Regions from separate parts of the Homo sapiens genome. Here regions 2 and 3 are each linked to region 1. Evidence: chromatin loops called from intact Hi-C (ENCODE). Cell type or tissue: gastrocnemius medialis. All regions are shown on one strand.

The links. Hi-C counts contacts between places; a loop is a spot of excess contacts. Peaks named below come from ENCODE experiments on the same cell type or tissue, not always from the same donor. Only the 100,000 strongest peaks of a DNase experiment are listed, where the experiment ranks them.
Region 2: a loop joins it to region 1, with 8 times the contacts of the local background. A loop is called at or near these places in 8 of 110 quality-filtered maps.
Region 3: a loop joins it to region 1, with 5 times the contacts of the local background. A loop is called at or near these places in 21 of 110 quality-filtered maps.

What each region holds. Positions count from the first base shown.
Region 1 is chr3:8,477,752-8,485,751 of GRCh38, forward strand. The region is part of intron 3 of LMCD1-AS1 (LMCD1 antisense RNA 1); the gene reads right to left. Among named protein-coding and RNA genes, the nearest start is that of LMCD1-AS1, 20 kb to the right of the region's middle. RefSeq lists an enhancer at 5,632-5,926. In gastrocnemius medialis, a CTCF peak has its summit at 3,800 (motif pointing right); a DNase peak (open chromatin) is centred at 5,740; H3K27ac peaks cover 4,573 bases.
Region 2 is chr3:8,618,362-8,626,361 of GRCh38, forward strand. It overlaps SSUH2 (ssu-2 homolog), which reads right to left. Exons shown (of 12, transcript NM_001256748.3): 9 at 7,868-7,960; 10 at 7,181-7,286; 11 at 5,188-5,295; 12 at 1,025-1,653. The coding sequence ends at 1,507. Among named protein-coding and RNA genes, the nearest start is that of SSUH2, 22 kb to the right of the region's middle. RefSeq lists an enhancer at 4,489-5,109 and silencers at 4,542-4,836, 4,926-5,305. In gastrocnemius medialis, CTCF peaks have their summits at 4,740 (motif pointing left) and 4,940; DNase peaks (open chromatin) are centred at 3,730 and 4,737; H3K27ac peaks cover 270 bases.
Region 3 is chr3:8,603,138-8,611,137 of GRCh38, forward strand. LOC107986009 (a long non-coding RNA gene) reads right to left here. Exons shown (of 5, transcript XR_001740420.3): 3 at 5,920-6,455; 4 at 107-242. Among named protein-coding and RNA genes, the nearest start is that of LINC00312, 35 kb to the left of the region's middle. RefSeq lists an enhancer at 7,541-8,000. In gastrocnemius medialis, CTCF peaks have their summits at 4,593 and 4,792; a DNase peak (open chromatin) is centred at 4,574; H3K27ac peaks cover 1,220 bases.

The sequences.
Region 1 (8,000 bases):
AAGGAACTTGGTCAAGGTCCCCAGAGCCAGTAAAAGGCATTAAACTCAAGTCTATCTGACATCTACGAGCACCACCTGCCCAGTGTGCCTGAAGCATTGTAGGTGCTCAATAAATGTTTGTTGAATGAACAAAAAAATGAGAGCCGTCATGATGAGCATTCTTTTTTTTTTTTTTTTTTTTTTTTTGAGACGGAGTCTCGCTCTGTCGCCCAGGCCGGACTGCGGACTGCAGTGGCGCAATCTCGGCTCACTGCAAGCTCCGCTTCCCGGGTTCACGCCATTCTCCTGCCTCAGCCTCCCGAGTAGCTGGGACTACAGGCGCCCGCCACCGCGCCCGGCTAATTTTTTGTATTTTTAGTAGAGACGGGGTTTCACCTTGTTAGCCAGGATGGTCTCGATCTCCTGACCTCATGATCCACCCGCCTCGGCCTCCCAAAGTGCTGGGATTACAGGCGTGAGCCACCGCGCCCGGCCATGATGAGCATTCTTAATTTTCCCTTCTGCCATGCTTAATCAATGGCTCCCTGGAAACCACTGCATTCAGGAAATGATAGCCAAGTATCATGGCAATTGACAATCAAGGAAGAATTTTAAAGAAGCTATTAGGTTGGTGCAAAAGTAATTGTGGTTTTTGCCATTACTAAAACGCAATTACTTTTGCACCAACCTAATAGGACTGTCTTTGTTCACCCCAGGCCTCCCAAACCCCAAATCAAGTAAGATACTTGGAGCTGCCAGTCAAGACCCAATTATCCAAGACTGTGGAGACCATGCTGTGGACTGGCCAGATGGATTGGAGGCTGGTGGGGACCATTCCCTCCCCCAGCACACTAGCCACTTTGAAACCTAATGACAAGAAGAGTTAAAAAGTTGGGGACAGGTGCTCTGAGATTTACTGGGAGAAAATACAGCACAGATGTACAGATGAAGAAACTAAGCCCAAAGACGTAGGGACCATTTCAATGCTCTCCAGCCCATTGGTGCTATGGCAGGGAAAAGCATCAGCCCTCGCATTGCGGGTCCATAGACGTCTCAGTAGGAAGATAGCATGGACCAGGTATTTAGGATATACACCAAATCAGACAGGCCTGGGAGGAATGCTGGCCCTCCATGTATGGCTACATGATCATGACCAAGTCATTTAACTCTAGGACATTCAGTTTCCCCACTGAGAAAATATAGCTATTAATTCTCTTTTTGGATTAGTAACAAGAACATATGAATAACTCCTATAAAAAAGTCACTAAGTGTATTAGTCTGTTCTCATGCTGCTAATAAAGACATACTCAAGACTGGGTAATTTATAAAGGAAAGAGGTTTAATGGACTCACATTCCACATGGCTGGGGAGGCCTAACTATCATGGCAGGAGGCAAAGGAAGAGCAAAGGTGCGTCTTACATGGTGGCAGGCAAGAGGTCATGTGCAGGGGAACTTCCTTTATAAAACCATCAGATCTCATGAGACTTATTCATTATCATGAGAACAGCACAGAAAAACCTGCCCCCGTGATTCAATTACCTTCCACTAGGTCCCTTGCATGACACATGGGGATTATAGGAGCTAGAATTCAAGATGAGATTTGGGCAGGGACATAGCCAAACCATATCACTAAGTAAAGCACAACTAAAGTAATAGGAAAATGTGGGCAAAAGAAAGGAACAGATAATTCACAAAAGAGGAAACATAGAGCCAAATATATATATATGAGTTGTTCAAAATCTTTAATGATCAAGGAAATGCAAATCAATACCACAATTTTTTTAATGTTCATTAGTTTGGAAAAAAATTTAAAACTGACAATTCCAAACATTGGACTGACTATAATCTATATATTTCCATAAGCATGTAAATTGGTGCAACCACTTTGGAAAATCAAGATACACAAGAATGTTCAAGGCCACACTGTTAACAAGAGCAACAGTCTGGTGATAACACAAAAGCCCATTCGAGGAAGAATGAATGAATAAACTGTGGGATATTCCCACAGTAGAATATTTAAGAGCATATGGCAGATACTTAGAACATAGTAAGAGTCGAAATGGATAAACTACAGAGAAATGCAACAACACAGATGGGTCTCAGCAATGTATTAAGTAAAGACAACAAGTCCCTAAAATTACCTAAAGTGTGATCACCTTTTATATAAATTTTAAAACAACTAGAATGGAATAGACACATGTATTTATGAGTATGTATAGGTGAAATAAAGTTATATAAAAAGGAAAGGTGGGGGTGACGGACATGAGACTCAGGACAATAGTATGATGGGGGGGCAGGGATGAGATGAGGGAAGAGCCCTACACTTTACAGGTAAGTTATTGTCAAAGTCTGAGATTTTGTTTTAAATTTGAGGTCATGAGTATTCATTACATGATTCAAATATGAAATTTTTAGTATGTGTATAAACCAAGAATCCTTAATTAATTAATCCTTAATTTAATTTTGTGAAGCAGAGGACCAGTGACGACAATTCCTTCTTGGTCAGGATGCTGTGCGGATGCAGAATGAACAGCCCAGCTCTTACAGAACTCCACAGCACACAGCAGGCCCACAGTAATAGGGCGGTGGTTGTTATGTGTATATGTGGCTCAAAAACAGCTTGAAGTAGGCTAAAGAAAATAAAATCATTTCACTCCAACCCCCTCTGCCTTGTGGCTTCACTGATTTTAAGAATAAATACAACCTTTCCATTCTTGAGGGGCCCATGCTTTTAAAAATTGCCTAGCTCTTGTCTGATAGATAAGACCTACTCACTTCCAAATCTCAGCAGATTTGTTTTGAACAGCGAGCTCTTTAAGGTACTGGGATGTCTCGCACTATCCTTTGCTTCATAAGGAGCTCTCACAGTTTGATCTCTGGCCCTGTCCTTTTGAACCATTTCACTTGGTCTGGACCTCAGGTTAAAAGAAAAACTGGCTTTCCACAGAGAGTGAGGGTACCTTGTTGACACGGCTCTTCTACCTGGCCATAAGTTAGAGTTTTTTTTTTTCTTTTTCTTTCCTCCTGTGCAACACAAGGAACAGAGAAGTCATTTAAGCCATATGAATTCTTGCAGGTTCAAAAAGCAAGTTGCCAGCCTTAAAAACATGTCTCTGTTTCCTTTGGCTAATCTGCAAATCCAGTAATATTTTCAGATAAGAAGGTAAACAGAGGATGGAGGAGATTAAGGAGGCCTATCTTGGGCTAGTATCTTTATAGAGCGACCAGGAGAAACAATGTTACTGAAGCCTTTCCTTTTCAGGGAAAAGAATAGTAGCCAAGCCCATAATAGCCTCAAAACCTGGGAGGGTGATTGTATTAGTCTGTTCTCACATTGCTTTGAAGAAATACCCGAGACTGGGTAATTTATAAAGAAAAGAGGTTTAATTGTCTCACAGTTCCGCATGGCTAGGAGGCCTCAGGAAACTTACAATCAGGCAGAAGGCACATCTTTGCAAGGTGGCAGGAGAGAGAATGAGAGCCAAGCAAAGGGGAAGGCTCTTTATAAAACCATCAGATCTCTGAGAATTCACTCACTATCACATGAACAGCATAGGAATAACCACCGTGCCATGATCCAATTACCTCCCACCAGGTCCCTCCCATGACACGTGGAGATTATGGGAACTACAATTCAAGATGAGATTTGGGTGGGAACACAGTCAAACCATATCAGTGATAGAGGGAGGTACTTCTCTCTGCACCTTCAAGACAAACAGGAACGCAGTGAATAGGGTGCCAGACATACTTGCACCAGATCTCAACCTCAAGGCTTAGAGACACGGAACAGTGTCAAAAAAGAAATTGGTAGTCTACAGTCAGAGCTCTAGGATGAAATGAGCTGCCTGGAGAGGGAGCAAGTTCCTCATTTAAAAAAAAATCCATTATCTTTCAGTAAGTCCTTATTTGCAAGGATGCTGAGAAACAGTCTCAAGATGTTAGAACCAGATCAAAGGTTTTAACCTAGGGCTTGAATTTGGGGAGGTAAGGGGGATGAATTATCAGAAACTGAAGGTGAAAGTTTGCATAGATTGAATGAGGATTCACATCTTCTATAATATTCTCAAAGAAGTGTGTGTTCCTAAGAAAGACAGTGAATCAATAGTATAAACAATCCTTAAGGTTGCTTCGCCCACCAAATCCCAAGACCTGGAATCATTTATGTCTTTGAATTCAGGCTGAGGTAAGTAGATATTTTGTAGGCTTAATTTAAATATGTACCTAACTAGAAAGTAGGCTCCACGAAGACAAGGATTTTTATGTTCCCTTCATTGCTCCATCACCAGGCTCTAGAACAGTGATTGACACATACTAGGTACTTGGAAAATATTTGTTGTTGAGTGGATGAATTGACCCTAGCTGAAGCCTGCATTTCTCTTGCTTAGTGTGACCCACAGACAAATTATACCCCATATGGCTGGCAGTGGAGGTGGCTGGACCTTAGCAAACACTCATCTTTGGACTTTATCTGCACCAAGTCAAGGAGTATCCCACATAATGCTACTGACAACGACATCTGCAATCGATTGTCAGTGCCTGATTATTTCATCTAATGGAGCAACTCTGAAATGTCACCCTACCCCCTACAGCAAAACAACCCTTCCCAGTCTAGAAAGGAAGGTGTTAACTGTGGCCCTGGACACCGGATTTATAAAAGGCATCCGCTGTTCCTGACTTCCAACCCTCCCATGTTGTTGATATTGAAACCTAATTGTGTTGATGTTGGTCTCCAAGGTAAACAAAGCTTTACAGGGGAAATGTTTGGACTTAGAGATTCCTGTTTGCTCCAAGTATGGATTAATGGCCAGAATAATGAACATTTTCATTCATTTCCTTTTAAAGTGCTCCTGCTAATGTAGCTAAGTGGACAGCTCAAAACAGTTCCTATTGGCCAATTATCAAAAACAGTTTCTGGAATATGACCAATGCTTCCCACACTTGTGGAATTTTCACTTAGAGAAAATCCCAAGACTTGTACCTTTATGAAGGCCCCAAGATCCTGAGGGTAGAGCAAGAAAAAAGGGGAAGTACAAGAAGGGAAAAGAGAGAGGAAAGAGAGGGATGGACATCAATTGCTGACGTGAGTGCTTATTACATGCCTGGTACAAAGTTAAGTTTTTCAAATATACGACCTCATTAAATCCTTTCGACTGCCCTAAATGAAATGTTTTCTTTTCCCTATTTTGCAGATAAGAAAACTAAGGCCCAGAGACAGTTCAAGGTCACACAGTTGAAGTATGACCATGCTGGGATTTGATGCGAAAGCCTGTGCTCTTATCCACTAGGTTGCACTGCCTCTCAAATCTTGTTCCTCTCTCTCCTTACCATATGTAGTTTTCCCCATAGTGTGAGGATGGTTTCTGAATTCAATTGTGAGTCCTCTGGCCTGGAGAGAAGACATAATGCATATATGAAACAAGTAACTAATGGTGGTAGCAGATGGTAAAGGCTGGAGATGGAAGTAGAGGTTGGTGGGTAGACCAATGAACTTGGACCTTCTCTGGAGGGCAATGGGGGCCCAGGCAGGGTTGGAAGTAGGGGAGGAGCATGGCCAGGACTGTGTGTTAGAAACAGCATGCTGATGGTGGTGTGCAGCCCACATGGGGTCCTGAACAAGACAGACACCACTGGGCTGAGGAAGTCGTCTAGCCCATGAGTGGCACTTGTGGAAGGACTGAGCCTGGCAAACCTCAGCCTCGTAACCCAGTCTGGGAAGCCAGCCTCTGTTGGGTTTGGCAAGGAGACATGTATGAGCTCAGCAGGAGGGAATGCAGAGTGTCACTGGTTTAGAGAGGAAAACGATCTGCTGAACCAAGACCACAGCTGGGCCATCCTACAAAAGGGCTTGGCAATGTGTCCAGAGCTGCCTTTGTTTTCAAACACATGTAGTATCACATCCACACTGGAGGAAGCCTCAACCTTGGCACTCAGGGGCTTACAGCTCTGAAAACAATTCCTAGGAATCTTGCTCCTCCAGGTGTGGTCCAGAGACCAACAGCATGAGCATCACCTGGGAGCTCATCAGAAATGCAGAATCTCAGGCTCCACCCAGAACCTGCATTTTAAAAAGTTTCCCAGGTAATTATTTTAAAATTGAGAATCACTGTCCCAACATAGTGAATCAGAATCTCTGGAGCTACATTTCTCAAATCTGCATAATTTCTAAGTTCACCAGATGAATTAGACACATACTAAAGTTTGGTCACCAGGCCAGGAAACCTTCGAAATGTCCTAAGAATGTCAACATTGCAGCATCTAAACTACGTTCTTCATAGGCCTCCCATACCCAGGAGTGTCACAAAAATTCCCTGTGAGCAGGCATGGGCAATATTATGATTTGACCTGCAATGTATCAACTTCTAAAAAAGGCATTGTAACAGCTTATACACAGAACAGGTGGTCAGCTAAGGAGCATAATAGAATGTGTTCTAATGAAACTCCACAACCTGCCACCCACTGAGCATGTCTCTCCATATCTGGAGGAGTTCAGAGCCTAAAACCCCACCACTGGCTTAAACTGTGCTTCTTTTTAAAAATTACAAGCTTTTTTTTTCTTGAATAAACACACACACACACACACACACACACACACACACACACACTTACACTCAGATTAAGTTTTTGATGACTTTTCAGAGCCCGCTTTTCCTAGTGGCAATTTATTAGCAAGTATTTTCAGTCTACCTCCAAAGAATATCTTGGATGTTCCAGCTCTCCACACATCCACTGCCACATCTTGTCTCATCTGCATGCCTGCAAGAACCTCCCAGCTGATCTCTCCACCTCTACTCCTGCCTTTTCTGGTCTCTACTCCACAAAGAGCTCCAAGTGCCCATTGGAAGACATAAATCAGACCATGTCATACCCCAGCCTGAGGCTAAGATCTGCCTGTATCAATGTCCTTCAGCTGCTTTAACAAATAATTACCACAAACAGTTGATGGCTTAAAACAACAGAAACAACTTATCTCCTGTTTCTGAAGGCTGGAAGTCCAAAATCCACATCACTGGGCTAAAATGAACACGTCAGCACAACTGTGCTCCTGGCTCTAGGGGAGAATCCATTCTTTGCTACTTCCAACTTCTAGAAGTTGCCAGCATTCCTTGGCTTGTGGTTGTATCACTCCAATCTCTGTCCCATGTTCACATTGCTTTGTCCTCTTCTGTCTGTGTTGACTCTCCCTCACCTCCCTTTTATAGGAACACCTGTGATTACATTCAGAGCCCACCTGGATAATCTTCCCATCTCAAGATCCTTAACATAATCGCATCTGCAAAGTCTGGTTTTGTAATATCAGATAACATTTACACGTCCCAGGGATTAGGATCTGGATACCTTTCGGAAACCATTATTTAGCCTGCCACGTTGCCTTTCCATTACACACAATAAAATCCTAAGTCTACTGTGGCCCATAATGTCCTACTGATATGGCCCTGACCCACCACTCAGGCCCCATTTTCTTCCACTTTTCTCCTCTCCCAGCCCACCCCGCCGGTCTACTTTCAGGTCTTCAAGTATGTTCCTACCCCCACAGCCTTTGTTTTTGCAGTTCCTTTTGCTTGGAATGTAATCTTGGCCTAATGTGCTGAGTGAATGAATAGCTTATTCCCACAAGCTCAGAAAAGACAATGGCAAAACTAGAAGGAGCAGCACGGCTTGAGACTAACTTTGCCTGCTTTTCAATTTGACCTAGAGAGTTTTCTGGTTAAAGATGTTTTTACCCCCTCTTTTTTTCAATTACCAAATATCCCAAAATAGCCACAGTTCTTAGTTATCTGTGGGCTCTCTAGAAGGGAGTCACTTTAGACAATTGTAGCCATCTGAACTGGATACTAATGGAAATCATGTCACATGGAACCATCTCCAGGTTTCTTGTTCTTGTACAAACAAGGCAGTCTGAGAAAGTCCAATAGATTGGCATTCCAATCTATTTTGACTTCCAGCAAGAATTTTGATGAGGCTGCTTCTTCTAGTGCTTGATGAATGCTCATTGTTGACTTTGGGCAATTTTACAAAAGCC
Region 2 (8,000 bases), 140 kb after region 1:
ACCCCCCTAACCCCTGCTGTTCCTGCATGAGGCTAGCCACCACACTGTTAGCCAGGACCCACCCGTGTGTGGGGTTCACGTGGTTCAGCCAAACTCGGGAAACAGCCACATGCAAACAGGACGCAGGAAAATCAGGGTTCGGCAGTAGCAGGTGAGGATGAGAGTGCTCATTTCCATATCATTTATCAGTGATGCCCTGGGGGATGGCCTCAGTCTCCCCAGCCTCCCTCAACTAGGCCTGTTAAGTCCACATCCCAGTGAGGGGATTTGGGGATCAAGAGAGTGCACCAATGGCCCTCTGAGGGGCTGCTTCCTGAGGCCACTCCTTGCTGTAGCAATCCCCTTCTGGGTGTGGGGCAGGCATCATGAGATGACGGAAGGTCTATGGTTACCCACAACCAGATGCACAGAGACCTGCCTAGCCCAGCACCACCTCTCCAAAGCTGACTCGGCAAAAGGACTGCAGAGCATCCCCTCCAGCACCACCCCCCACCCAGCCTTATACCACCAGGTGGGAGCTCCTGCCTGTGATGGGTGCACAGAGCATCAAGTTCACATCTTATTCAGTGGGCAGGCTCTAAGGTCAGCCCGTGATGTAAAAAACTGTAACTATTCGAAAACACTCTCTAAATTCCTTACATAGACACCACACTAGAGATTGGCATGCAGACCCTTGGTCCATCCAACACAGCTGGTTTGTTCTCCAGCTGTGAAACAGATCTCTATTTCTTCAATTGGGACGTGCATGAGGGGCACACACTCTCAGAGCTGCCATCTTGTGAGGAAGCTCTTGCTGCGTGGAGAGGCCACATATATGTGCTCCACCTGACAGCTTCCCTAAAGGGGTCCCAACCACCAGCCACCATCAACCACCAAATATCTGAGTGAACCAGCTTTCAGATGATTTCAGGCCCCACCCTTGAGCAGCTCCAGGCTTCAAATCTTCCAGGTGAGGCCCCAGACATGACAGAGCAGAGATAAATCATCCGCACTGTGGCTGTGTCTGAATTCCTGATCCACAGAATGGGCAGTAACATATTGCACTTTATGCCTAAGTGCAGTATTTATTGTGCATTAGGGCCAGATATTTGTGTGTATCCTTGAACATTTCAGTAATACTCAGATCGTCAAGAGGCTCCCACTAGAAGAAGCACACCAGAACCAAGACCGACAAAGGGAAAAAGCAAAATCAAATCACACGCATCATCGGGGCATTAACTTGGAGACCAGAGGCAAAGTCCTTGCCATTTAAATTATTTCTCTCATTTGTTCTACAGGAATGTGTATAGCTGAATTATTGTAGGTTAAACATATGAGTCATGGATTCCACCAGAGGAGCTGTATAAGGGGTTGGAGCTTGATAGATGATAAGCTGGTTTTTCTGGAAGGACATGCCAGGGTTTGTATGTGATTGTCCAATGCAGCCAACAGTGAACACACTCAGAGAGTGTCGGCCATCTTCCTTGGCAAACGTGAATGGCAGGCTCTGGGGACAGCCATGCTATGTCACACGATGGTACAGCCACAGCAATACCGCTCAGGATAGTCCACCGCATACACCTGGTGGTCAGTGCCATAGATGTAGTAGACATAAGTCTTTCCTTGGTACCAATAGTGAACTTCTGTGAGGGGGATCAGCTCAATGGTCTGGCGCTGAGGAAACAAATAGCCAAGGAAAATGTCAGTGTTCTGTTCAAGTCACTCACCTGCTCAGGAACTTTCAGTAGCTCCCTACTGTGTGTGGTATGAAAGGTCCTGCTCTGGAGTTGGCATTCAATATGGTTTGGCTCTGTGTTCCCACCCAAATCTCACCTTGAATTATAATAATCTTCATGTGACATAAGAGGACCTAGAGGGAGGTAATTGAATCGTGGGGGTGGGTTTTTCCCATACCATTCTCATGATAGTGAGTAAGTCTCACGAGATCTGATGGTTTTATAAAAGGCAGTTCTCCTGCACATGCTCTCTTCTTGCCTTGCCTGCTGCCATGTAAGATGTGCCTTTGCCATTCCTCTGCCTCCCGCCATGATTGTGAGGGCTCCCCAGCCATGGGAACTGTGAGTCCATGAAAACTCTTTCCTGTATAAATTACCCAGTCTCAGATATGTCTTCATTAGCAGCATGAGAACAGACTAACACAGCATTCTAAACCCTGCTACAATCTGCCTTCAATCTGCCTTTCTAGATGTATCTCCTACTGTGCTCCTTCACGCACCCTAAGCTCTGGCCAAAACCGACTTCTCATCTTTAGCTACCATTTGATTCTAGGTTTCACCAAGTGGGCACAGGCATCCCCAGGGGAGTTCCAGGGTGTACGGAAAGTCACCAACCAAGTAGGACAACTTCCAGAAGCATTAATTTTTAGATGGAGTGCTGGGGGGCAGTGGAGGATAAAGTCGGTTTAAACATGTGTGTATTAAAACAACCACAGAGGTATTAGGAAGCGGTTTCTAACATTTGAATCAAATTTTAAGATAAAACATTGACCCCGAAGACATTTGAAAGCTTAGTTGGCTGTGCCAGGCTATTTTCAGGATGGGGACCTCATTCCCTCCCACAGGGAGATGCTAAGTCCCTCATTCTCCAGCCCCTTCTCTGAGCAGTTACTCAATAACTTTCTGCAATATGAGGCCCTGAACAGAAAACAGCAGCCCACCTTGGGAGCAAACATTAGGCTCCCATCTGTACTGGCTTCTGGTGCTGTTTTGTTACTGGCAACTACACTTCGTAGTTGACATAAGAATGTTGCTCCTGATCATCTAAGCCAAGCTTTCTTGTGGACTTCCTGTGGGCCGGGCTCTGTGCAAAAACCCCTAAGTTCTTCTGCACAAGATGTTCCCCTGTCCCAGACTCAGATGTGGGGACCCAAACCCAGGGACAGGTGGCATGATTGGCCCAGGGTCAGGCCCTCTTTACTTGCAGGGAATTCTTCCTGTTGGGAAAAGAACCCCAAGTCCTCTTGCTGTAGTTGATAGCTTGAAGACCCTAGGGAAGAGGTAAACCAGGCCGGGTGGGGGGCTGAGGCTGAAGCCATCTGGCTGCTTCGACTTCTCTCTCCATTTCAGAAAAACTGCCCTGGCCATCCCTGGAGATCTGGGCAGTGGGGGTGTATTTTGAGAGGCAGGCCCCTGTTCTGTCAGAGGAGAGGCCAGGGGGCAGCATGACATTGCAGAAGGAAGAGGGGAATCAGAGTCAGGGCACAAAATTTCCACACAGCTTTCCATGTGATCTTGTGCTCCAGTTCTCTAGACCTCAGTTTCCTCATCTGTGAAATGGGAATAAAAACTCTTATTTCACAGAGTTGTTGAGACAACCAGATAAGACCCCGGTGACTGAGTTTTCTTCATATGCCAGAAACTGGAATCCAAATGACAATTTCGGAAATAAAAGTTGGAAGATGCCTCTTGAAATTTCAGTGCAAAGGACCCCAAATAGGGACTAAAGGGCACAAGGAGATGGGAGTCAATGTCAGTGCTCAGAAGGCCTGGACACTGAAGTCAGGACCACTCTTGTTTCCAGATTTTTCTATTAAGATCCAATGGAGAGCATGGCAATACCAGCCCCCCCACAACCCCCGCAATCCCCCTGCCTCTATCTGCTTCTGGCTCAAAAAGTCTCGAAGTTTGAGGCCACAAATTGCTCAAGACATCAATTGCCATCAAGTGGTCATCACGTAATTGGCTGTTTATCTGTCTGTGCAGCTGAGCCCCTGCAATAAGCAGATTCCAGGTCTCAGAGTCATGGCCATGGCTGGGAGATGGAATTTAGCCAGCTATGTCCTCATGGCTGGATTTCGGCTCTAACTTCTCCATCTTGAGTAAAATATTAGCATGAATCTTTGTTACAGCTCTAGGACCAAAGGCAAAATTAGAAAAAAGATTCAGAGAAGTGACCTCCACTCCCATTATACTCCTTTTTAAAGAAAAATGTGTATTTGCCCCCTGGTTTACCCTTCCTGGCTCCCGGAATGGCTGTATTGGCAGAGGCAGGGCCTCAGGAGACCTGAGTTCTAGTCCTGGACCTGCCACCAACAAACTGTGTGACTTAGGACAGGTAACTTCCCCTCCTTGGGCCTCAGTTTTCCCAGCTGCCAAAATATTGAAAAACTACAAGTTTTCATCTAAAAATCTGGACTTCAGACAGTCTGGAAACACTGGGTCTTGTGCCTACAGAAAGCTGAGTGTCGACAGGCCCCTTTGAATGACGCTCTGTCACCCTCCTTACTGCCTGGCCCTGGTAGGCATGTAAGTTTGCAGTGCCTGAACTGCATGATTTCTCAGCCCCCTTCCAGCTCCAAGATGATCCGTATTCATGTAGATAAAAATGCATCTTCTCTCTCCTACAAATCAGGGAGATGTGCAGACAGAGACAGAGAAGGGGAAATGCCCATTGCAAAGGACAGAAAGGGACATTTTGAGCACCGGGTGCCAAACACATTTCGAGGGTTTTGCTGCAAAACCCTCTGAGGTGCTTTAGTGTCTTTTTTCGCAGGTGAGAGACTGGCTTTGAAGGAGGGAAGTGGCTGGCCCAGGATCATGTTGGGATGCAGGAAACGCAGGATCTCAGCCCAGTCTGCAAGGTTCCTGTCCCGGCTGCTGTCCCACTTCATGCAGCTCCAGCAAAGCACATTATCAGGCCAACCTCCCACGTTAGGGTCCCCTGGCTGGCTGCAGCAGCAGCAGAAGGGGCTACTCAGGGCTGCTCCTGGGGATGTAGCAGCCACCACCGCCACCTTGTGGCCATCAGGATACAGCGGCCAAAACCACAGAGGCCAGGAGAAGACAGGGCTGGGGGTTGGGAAGTGCCAGGGGCCTCAGGGGCAAGACACTGGGCTCCAGCCAGGCCTGTGACGTTCAATCCCCACCTTTTTCTTCCCCTATCTGAACACCAGGGAGTCAGAATCAAAAATCCCATGACACCACATTCGTGCTTAAAACCCTGCAATCGCTTCTGGGAATAAAAATGCAAACTTCTCCTGCGACCCACGGTCCTTCCTGCCTCTGCGTCTTACTTGCCCTGCTCCATGCCCTGGGGCCTTAGGTCAGGCCCTACCCCTTCCCACACTCCTCCCCCGGGACCTCCCTCACCTCTACGTCCTCATCCTTCCGCTCCGACGTTCTCAGGAAAGAGGGCTCAGCAGCCCAGGAAGAGACGTCAGAGCCAGATGGCCCCTCCGCCCTGGCTCACCTGCTGCAGGACGCGGGCACGGGAGGCCAAGGCAGCGCTGTGCTCTGCAATGCCCCTCTGGGAGGCAAGAGAGATGTCTCGCAGAGGGAAGTCCACGATGGGGTACACCTGGGGGAAAGAGAGAGAGACACAGACCACCTGGCTGCCGCACCTGGAGCCTTGGAAGTCACTGGGGCTGACTAGAGCCAGAGCCAGAGCCAGACAGAGAAGGGGGCTGAGAGAGGGACCCACGGTGTGGTCTCAGGAATTTCAAAAACAGGAAAACAGGGGGCCTGCAGTCAGAGAGAGAACGCTATCACCTGCAGCCCACTGGATACCCCAGCTGCGTGCCTCCTGTGTGCCGGGCACCGCGCTAGGTGCAGGACAAGGCAGTGACCATGGCTGGTGTGGTCCCCGTCAGTGTGGACTCGTGGGGTCTGTACACGTGTAGCGGGAAAGGAACTCAGATTCATTTCTCATGTACACATTCAAACCGCCCTCTAAGGGTCAGGCACTGTCTGTGAGCTGAGGATACAAAATGAACCACAAATAAGCCCAGGCGCTTGCACTCAACCTACAGAAAGTCCGGGCACTGGGGCATCTCCTCGGTCCCCAAAGCCCCCAGATCCCCTTCTGCCAGGCTTGAAAGCCTTCCACATATTAAGGGCAAGCATAGCCCTCCCCTGGGGCTCCCTGTTCTGCCCCTCATTGTGGAACTGTGGCTCCTTCCTCCACCCTCCTCCTAAGTGTCCACCTGGGCCCAGTGCTGCTGTGGACGCTGAGGGTGAGACGGTGGTCAGAGCTCAGCACCAGGCAGGGTCAGCTCACAGAGCTGCCAGCAGCCAGTGACGCCTAGGGATGGTCCTCAGTCTGAGCTGAGCCCAGGGGGAAATCCCTAACTCAAATGGAAGAGTGGGGTGCAGGGCTTCTGGTGGGGGGATGCCTGAGGTGAGCCTTTAAAAAGCCAAATTACTGGAGCAAAGAAAGGAGGCTGACACACCTCCCTATAGTTTGAGGACCCCCATCAGAAGTCCCATTGAAGCCAATCTCTCTGCCAAGGCCAACGGCAGAGTGAGAAAACCTTTTCTGCTAAGAACCAAATAGTAAATACTTCAGGCTTTCAGACTATGTAGTCTGTCATTATCCAGCTCTGTCCCACCATCAGGAAAGCGGCCATAGACAACCTGTCAGAAAATGCGTGGGGCTGTGTTCCAATAAAGCTTTATCGACAAAGGCAGGCAGTGGGCTGGGTGTGCCAACTCCTGGCCCGCAGGACCCTCTCCTCTGGCTGAAGGTACCTCTCACTTCTGAGCTCCTAGCTCTGCCCTGCTCACTGCCCTCTGCCAGTCCTCAAGGCCTCTGCCCCACTGTCCCCTCGCTCCCACGCCACAAGGTCCACTCCCCAATTGCCCTGCATCCAGGTCTGTGCCCAAGGTCACTTCCACAAAGAGGCTTTCCCACCTCCAGCTGGAACGACACTGCCACCCCTCCCTGCCCCTTACCCTGCTTGAATGTTTCTCAGTGCCCCTTCACCATCTGACATTGCTATAAAAGGGTCCATCATAGTCCCCTCACCAGACTGTAAGCTCTATGAGGGCAGGGTCCTTGTTTTATTTGCCATGGTCTACCCAGGGCCAAGAATAGTGCCTGATATAGGAGGAGGGTCTCAAGATTTGTGGAAGGAAGGAGGGGATGAGGAAGAAAGGGAAGGAGGGGATGAGGAAGGAAGGAAAAGAGCGAGGAAGAAGGGAGGGAGGGAAAGAGAGAAAGAGAGTATTAGGAAGGAAGAACGGCATGGTGGGTGGGGAAGGACAGAGGGCTGAGTGTGTAAAAGTCAAAAGGAAACTGACAGCCCCCAGGCTCCCCACAGCCTTATCCATGTCTGGGGAGCTCTGCTCCTACACAACCTGTCCTTCCAAGGAATGCAGCCTGCACACACAGCTAGCAGCCCCAGGCCCACGAGAGCAGAGGAGGAACCCAGCTTCCTTTGTTCCCATCTACAATGCCCTCTTACCACCGAGTTTTCATCCTTAAAGAGGTTTTCTCCTTTGGCTTTAGCAAGGAGCTCCCTGGGGCAGTTGAGCCGGTGCTCAGACACAAACTCAAACAAGCTGTTCTTCCTGGAGGGAAGGAGGATGAGGGATGAAAGCACACAGTGTGGCAGGTTAAAAGCATGGCCTTTGCAATCAGACAGACCTGGGGTTGAGGGCTTGAATTGCTACTGGAGGGACCTTGCAACAGTTCTGTAGCCTCTCTGAGCCTCAGTCTCCTCACCTGTAAAATGAAGCTAGTAAGGAGAGTGACAGTTCAGCTCCATTACCTCATTTCATCTTTGCCTACAAAGCACTTAGCAAGGTGCCTGAGACAGGAGAAACCTTTAATGCACGGAAGCCCTGACTGACTTAGGGACGTAGCAGGATGCTATGGCTCTATTCCTACGGGAAGGGCTCAGTTGTGGAGCGGCTGCTGCCCTAGAAAGTGGTGATGGCAGAATTTGGACTGAGGTCTGTCTGTTCTAAAGCCAGTCAGCATCCCACAACCCCACACTGCCTCTTCCAAGGGAATTCTCCCCCTTCTAAGTCCTGGCAGGTTCTTGCACTGTGAAAGCCCCAACCAACCACAGTTTCTCTGCAGAAGCCAGTCCAGGGCTAAGTCCCTCAGCCACCCCCGCATGCCACAGCATTGAGACACTGCCACATACCACATGATGACAAGCTGGATGAAGTGCAACAGCTTCTTCTCCCCCTTGCAGGTGGCGCAGGTCTTGTTCCCTCTCCCTGAGCAAGTGCTGCATCTGAGAAAGGCACAGAGTCCGTACCCCCAGATCAGTTGCA
Region 3 (8,000 bases), 130 kb after region 1:
CCAAATGGATCTGGCTGCCCAAGAAGTCTCTGAGAGGAGGCTGTGGTGCCCTCTGAATTCATGTGAGGCAGATGCTGATATGTTCATCCACGTGAACTCAACTTACAGTTTTCGCTCTAAGTGGGTTGGCACCAACACACCATCGACCTGCCAAAACTCTCCTATGTTCTTTGGACTCAAGCCCAGGGTCATCACATCACTTTCCAGGGAGTGGTGGAATTGGCCCCAGAGGGCAGAAACATCTGGAAAGTAGAAAGTAGGCACATATTACTCTTGGAACCCTCACGCACACCGTGCGCTCACTAATCGGCATGGGGTCACCTTTAAGACCAATGGAAGTGAAACCCGGAAGCAAGGCAAGGCCTGGGGGAGGGGCTGGGATCTGGAGTGGAGCCAATGCCTGGAAGCAAGCCCCTACTAAACTCCATGCATTGAGACACACACTGTCCTAGGGGACTGGCAGGAGAAATGTTTTTAGCACACTAAGTCCTCACTTAACGTCTTTGATAGGATCTCTGAAACTGAGATTTTCAGCAAAACAACATGTAACAAAACCAGTTTGACCATGGGCTAATTGATATAAACAAGAGTTAAGTTCCTATGGCATAATTCTGGTCACAAAATCATTCCCAACTTCTAAAGAAAGACCCAAAACACTCTAATAGCAAACACTGAAATAAATGTAGGATACACATATATCTAATAAATATTAATAAAAACAAGTAAGAATTATTTACTAAACTTTTGGTGAATCAGTGAGTGAGTTAAATCAAGGAATAAATATATGCAAAGCAAACATTGTCAGAAGCACCTCCTACCACCACTCAGTTCAAACACCAACAGTCACAAATACGGTGGCTTGCTCAGCGCTTTCGTACCAAATTGTTTATTGTTGTGCATTTGTAGGATTATTGTGGACTTTATGAATTATTATTTTATAATAATTCATGCTCATTCATTTATTCATTTTCCAACTTGCTTACTCCAGGTCAGGGTCGTGGGTGGCTAGAGCCGGTCCCTGTAGCTCAGGGCACAAGGTGGGAACCCACCCTGGCCAGGACACCATCCTACCTTGGGACACACTCACTCACACACCCACACAGACTCAAACTGGGACAACTGAGGGCGCCCATTCACCTGCAGCATATCTTTGGGATGTGGGATGAGACTGGGGTACCCAGAGAAAACCTGCGCAGACACAGGGGAACGTACAAACTCCATACACACACAGTGGCCCCAACCGGGAATGGATTTTTTTTTCATCAACATTACAACAAAACAGTGTTGAACAAAATGACCATATTTGAGGGCCTGCTGTACCAATTTCCTGGAAAGCAAGTCATCAATATTTATCAGGACTCTGAAAAATGTTCATGTTTTCTATCATGCTGTAATTCCACTTTTAGGACTCTAAATGAAGGAAATAATTGTACGTGAACACAAATATGTAAGTACAGGGTTTGTATACATTAGTTACATACATATATAAGTATGTATCATTAACTATAATAGCAAAAAATTAAAAATTAGAGACCAAAAAAGTAAATGCCACTATTATGGGAATGATTACGAGTTGGTTATATAAACAAATTATGGCAATCTATGTGACAAAATAAGGAAGTTCTAAAAATCACGTTTACAAAGAATGCTTACTCATAATGCTAAGAAAAAAATGTAGAAAACAAAGTTATAAGAAGGGAATGACTGCAGCTATATTGAAGAAAAAAGCCTGGAAGGAAATATGGTAAATATGAGTTGTGTCTAAGTGGTAAGATTCTGGGTGATTTTTACTTTATGCCATATTTTTAAAATATTTTGTAATGAATCTGAATTACTTTTGTAATCAGAAAAACAGAGAAACATCTTTTCAATCTCAGCACCCCAGAACCCTCCTAGCTGACTTGCCTAGACATGGCCTATAAACACTCGGGCTCAGCATCTGATCTCGGACCAAGGCATGTTTTTACGTTTCTATGGCTTTCTCAATGCTGCTGTCTACTTGACCTGTGACCTTGAACCTCTTATAACCTCAGTTTCCACATCAGCAAAATGGTCACATCAGCAGTTCTCAATCTCCTACCTTCTGTGTCTTCAGATCCTAGTTGTTCCCAGTCTCAGTTAATGAAAGACCTCTCCATAATGGCCTAAGGGGCCCTAGCCTGGGTGAGCTCCTGGGACTGCTCTGATATTTTTTTTTCACACTGAAGTATGTAGATTTTTGTTGTTGTTGTTGTTTATATACTTTAAGTTCTATGGTGCATGTGTACAACGTGCAGGTTTGTTACATATGTATACATGTGCTGTGTTGGTTTGCTGCACCCATTAATTCTTCATTTACATTAGGTATTTCTCCTAATGCTATCCCTCCCCCACTCAGCCTCGAAGTTTGGAGTTGCAAACGGGAATGGCTTCAAGGGGCAGCCAGGCTGCTGGGATATTCCCAGACAGCTCCCAAATGTGTTTGCTTTAACCTACAAGCCAACTCTTCCCTAGTGTGAACTTGCTGCTCAGCCGCTCACCCAGGACCCAGAACGCATGTCCTAGACTGGCTTCCATGAGAAAAGCACTCATCCCAAGTGGGTCTGTCAGAGTCCTAGCAGGAAACAGCCATCTCACTCAAACCAGGATTATTTGGGGGTGTGTTCAATGGAGGGAAATTTTGTCAAGGTATGGGCAAGGCTTATAGAAACCCCAAGGGATTATGTGACTCCCTAGAGCTATTAACAGCAGGGGCCAAGGAAGGAGCAGCTTCAGGAACCAGGAGACAGAGAAGGCTGTGGAGAAAGGCCGCTCCATCACGGCTGAGGTCTTCTGTCGAGAGACCCAACCAGCCCAAGGCAATGCAGCAGTTGGGGGATAGGGAAACTAGTATCCCCAGCCTCACTTTTCTCCCTCCCAGGCTTAAATGAAAGCTCCTTGTTGGCCAAAGCCAAGTAAAGCCCCCAACTTAGGCAGTTTGGGCAGCTACAGAAGAATACCATAGACTAGGTGCCTTATAAACAACAGAAATTTATTTCTCCCAGTCCGGAAGCTGGAAGTCCGAGATCAAGGTGCTGGCAGATCTGGTGTCTAGGAAGGGCCTGCTTCCTGGTTTGCAGATGGTCACCTTCTTGTTGTATCCCCAAGTGATGGAGAGTAGAGAGCAAGATCAAACCCTTGCATCTCTTCTTATAAGGGCACTAATCCCGTTCATGAAGGCTCCATGCTCATGACCTGATTACTCCCCAAAGTAAAGTGCATTCATATTCAGGGTTAGGATTTCAACCTACGAATATTGGTGGGACACATTCAGGGTATTGTGCTCCCCATTGGCCAAACCCTCAAAAAAGCCAGAGGGCAAGGAGGTCCATGCAGGACAGCCTCCCAGGGCCCAGTCTAGAGTGGAGAGGGGTCCGGAGAGGATCCAGAGAAGCAAAAAGAAAAGATTCATCCACCAAGCATTTGAGGATTTCTCAACAGTTTCCCCTGACAACGTGGGCAGGTCCATGTCACCCTGCACCCAAGATCTCCCTTGAAAGTTCTCCACCCGGCACATGGGCATGGGCATTCCCCAGGCCCTTCTCTGCAGTGCTGGCTTTCTCTCTCTCTCCTGCCACTCCTTCACACAGTGGTCAGTTTGCCCAATCCAATCACTCCCTTCCCGATGTCAAACTTATCTCTCCTTAATTATGCAGAGTAATTTAGAGAGCATCCTGCCCCCTGTGCCAGAGGATCACCACAGTGTCTCTTCCCGGCCAGACAGTGCTCTCCCGAGAGGCAATCTAGCACGTAGCTTTCTCATCTCATCTCACATTTTTGGCATTCACATTGCACGACTCAAACTGATTATTAGCTGCCAAACCTTGTTTGAGGAGTGTTGCAAAAATAATTTTCCCTAATTGATCTGGATAAACATGTGTCTGTCAATATAAATCCCATCTCTTCATGGATGGTTTGCTGCATCTGCAGCTATCTGCTTCAGGGCAAAACTAAAGAGGATTTTCTGCAGCTGTAAGGGGCAGCCGCTGAGTGGATCCTTCTTTGAGAAAACTTTCTCTGAGCCAAGCTGGAGGAATGAGAAGAATAACCAGATGCTTCGAGCCAGGAAGATTGTCATGTTTGTAAAATCAGATTGGATTTGTTCCCCTGCAAGAATTTGGACTCCCTGTGCCCACCAATGACCACAGAGCCAACGCCACCTGCCCATTGCTGCCCAATGGGCAGACCACACTGGCTTCTGCAGCCCGGGCTGTCCTCATTCACTCTCTTTTTCTCAGGGGAGAGTCTGCACTCTGTACCACCTGGAGAGAGTATGTCCCTTAGAAATAACAGGCATCTTGTCTTCCTCAACAGCCTCCCTGACTGTGAGGCAGGGCGATCAGCAGTGGCTGCTGGGGGCACCAGGAAGGAAGGAAAGTTGGGAGCCTGAGTGTCCTGCCCAGTTTCAGAAAGAACTCAGTCCAGTCTAGACAGAGAATCTCCATTCCAGCCCTTGCATCCTCAGAGGAAACCCTCCAGCCTGGTTTCTTATCAGGTTCACATGTGACATTAAACAGGTCCAAGCTTGCAGTCTTACAAGGAAAGTGGTTGGCTGGGGACACCCGGTGTCCAGTGTGTGCATAAACACTGCCCTGGGTGTTGGTGGTTTTGCTGCCAGGATTCCCCTCCGCTTCTGGAAATGGCACCTGAATTTTCCTGCGGGAAGCGGGGTTTGCCCTCTCCTCAACCAGGATGGGTTTTGATGGGGCAGTTCCCATCCCCTGGACCTGGGCCTGGATAATCAGCTTATTTCAGCACAGGGCCATAGAGACTGGTGTTAGGCTGGCTCAAGCCAGGGTGTTTGGCCCAAGGAGTCTCAGTCCTGGGGCCTTTTGTAGAGCAACCAGGAAAGTCATGAGCTCTTGGCTGCAGGAATGCTGAGAAAGTCATAGCCAGCCTGAAACTAAGGGTGTACCTCTTGCCATTAGCAGGATAGGGAAACGTAGGAGACAGGTAGAAAGAAACATGTTCAACAACATTGCCTGAACCTCTGGGAACACCCCAGCCCAGAGCCAGAACTACACCAGACTTGTCGGTTCTGTGTGCCAGTAAACTGCTTCACCCAGCGTGGGTTGGGTTTCCGTTACTTTCGACCAAGTGTCCTAATGCCCACGTGTACATCTATGTTTTCCTTCTGCTGTTTCACTATTTGTTGGTGGGGTCAGTGACATCTATCTGTCCTCTGTACCCCTACACACCTCCCTCTGTCTGCCTCTGAATGGTCCCGCCCGTCTAGAGCCAGCTGTGTGTTGGGAGGCGAGATCTCAGGCTCAGCCATACCATGTACAGGTGACTGCCTGCTGGCAGGTCTGACATGAGAGTGTGGAAGTGGGGCTCAGAGGCTGCAGGGTCCAGTGCTGGGAGACGCACTCAGAAGGTTCACACCGAGACTGTGCAGTGAAAGGGAGGCAGCGATGGGTTCTAAGGCATGGCAAGTTCACCAGGAGGCACCGATTACAAGACGGGGTGGAGGCCACAGTGAGAGGCTGGCCCTTATGCACAGTTGGGACTGCCAGGGTGGCCAGGGAGGTGAAGACGGAGAAGGACGAAGCCTGCTCTGTGGAGGCACTGGGTGCTTCTTGGCATACCCCAAGCCTCCTCTGGATTTAAAGGGACTCTTTCTTTGATTCCATACTGGAGAACCAGAAGACAGAAGACCCTGGTCCGGCCCAACCTGCTGCATGGCTTTGGGCAGGATGCTCAACCTCTTTGAACCTCAGGTTTCTCATCTTTGAAATGGGTTTCAAAAGAGACGGGCCTCAAAGGACTCCTAAAAGTACGAAACTGAAACGATAGGTGGAATAGAATTGTGTAAACAGGCAGTGTCTCAGTCTGTCTGGGCTTTGATATTGAAGTACTATAGACTGGGTGGCTCATAAACCACAGAAATTCATTTCTCACCGTTCTGAAGGCTGGAAGTCCGAGATCAGAGTGCCAGCATGGTTGAGTTCTGGTGAGGACCCTCTTCCAGGTTGCAGATGGCTGACTTCTCCTGTATCCTCTCCTGGTGGAAAGAGCTAGCTCTCTGGCCTCTTCTTAGGAAAGTTGTTACTAATCCCATTCATAAGAGCTCCACTCTAGTGACTTAATCACCTCCGACAGGCCCCACGTCCTAATGCCATCACCTTGGAGACATGACTGCTGGGAGGACACTTTCAGACCCTAGCAGGCAGTTAGTAGCTGGTGTGGTTTAATAGGCTGTGTTCCTCCATAAGAGAAAGATGGTTCAAAAAAGGCTTTAATGCCTTATCCTTTAGTAAGAATTCACGGTTGTTAGGAGAAAGGATGTAGGATTTTCAGACCAAACGTTTTGAATTTCAATTACGCCTTTCATACTTCCTCTTTTGGAAACGTGGAACAAGACATTTTGCTTTTTTTATATCCATCTGTTTCAACATTTTTCAAATGAGAAAAGGAATCCCAGCTTTCCTCCACATCTGGGGTGGGGATTAAATGAGGGAGAAAGAACTTTGTAATAACAACAAAAATATAAAGTACCCCTTAATGAGCACTTACTTTGTGCGAGGAATTATTTCATTTATGCATCTAAGTCCCACAATGACTCCACACTGTAAAAGTAACAGTAATAATGACAATATGTGACATTGGACTTAGCCGGGCCTGGTGGCACACACCTGTCATCCCAGCTACTTGGGAGGCTGAGGCAGGAGGATTGCTTGAGTCCAGGAGTTTGAGGCTACAGTGAGCCCTGTCGTGCCATTGCACTACAGCCTGGACAAAAGTGAAATCCTATCTCAAAAAAATGAATTAGTAGTAATAATAATTATTGAGTATTTAGTATGTGATATGGTTTTTGGCTGTGTCCCCACCCAAATCTCACCTTGAATAGTAATAGTCCCTACATGTCAAGGGTGGGGTCAGGTGGAGATAATTGAAACATGAGGGCAGCTTCCCCACACTCTTTTTCGTGGTAGTGAATAAGTCTCACGAGATCTGATGGTTTTATAAATGGGAGTTCCCCTAACACATGCCCTCTTACCTGCTGCCATGTAAGACATGTCTTGCTTCCCCTTTGCCTTCTGCCATGATTGTGAGGCCTCCCCAGCCATGTGGAACTGTGAGTTAATTAAACCTCTTTCCTTTATAAATTACGCAGTCTCCGGTATGTCTTTACTAGCCGAGTGAGAACAGATTAATACAGTATGTGCCGGGCTGTGTTCTAAGAGCCTTCCGTTAATTACGTATCTCTAGTCCTCACAACAGGTCTGGGAGGAGTAGGTACTCTTAATACGATCATTTTGCAGATGAGCAGACTAAGTTCGCAGAGATTGATGAGATGGTCTCAGGGCTAGGGTGGGGCTTAGCTAAGATTTATTCAAAGGCAAAAGTTGTTTTACAATTAATCATATACATGTTGTGTGTGTGTATGTACTACATACACCATATCTTGCATAATATGCATTGTAAGTAATTCTAGTCGCACAATGACTGGTAGAGGGGAGGCTCACCCAGGGCTCTACTGGTCACCTTGCCCTGAGCAATGATCACATGCAGGAAGCTGTGGATAGGACCCTTACTTGCCTTCCAAACTGAAGATGTTTCTACTCTCAGGTGTGGCTAAAGAGGTTACCTGGGACCAGTATGAGGAAACTGCCCCCTTGATTCCATTATCTCCACCTGGCCCCACACTTGACACATGGGGATTATTATAATTCAAGGTGAGATATGGGTGGGGACAGAGCCAAACCATATCACATACCAAGTACTCAGTAATTGTTATTACTATTAATTCTTTTTTTTTTTTGAGATAAGGTTTCACTCTGTTGTCCAGGCGGAAGTGCAATGGCACAATTACCAATTACTTGCAAAGAGGCCAAGCTGGCCTCGGCAACAAAGCAACCTGGGCCCACAACTCCTACTGAAGAAGAACAACCCACTTTCACCCAGCAGCTGCTGTGCTGGGACCTCCCAGCTGCAGCCCCAGGCGGCCAAGCTGCTCTCCTTACCCAGCCTCCTCTGAC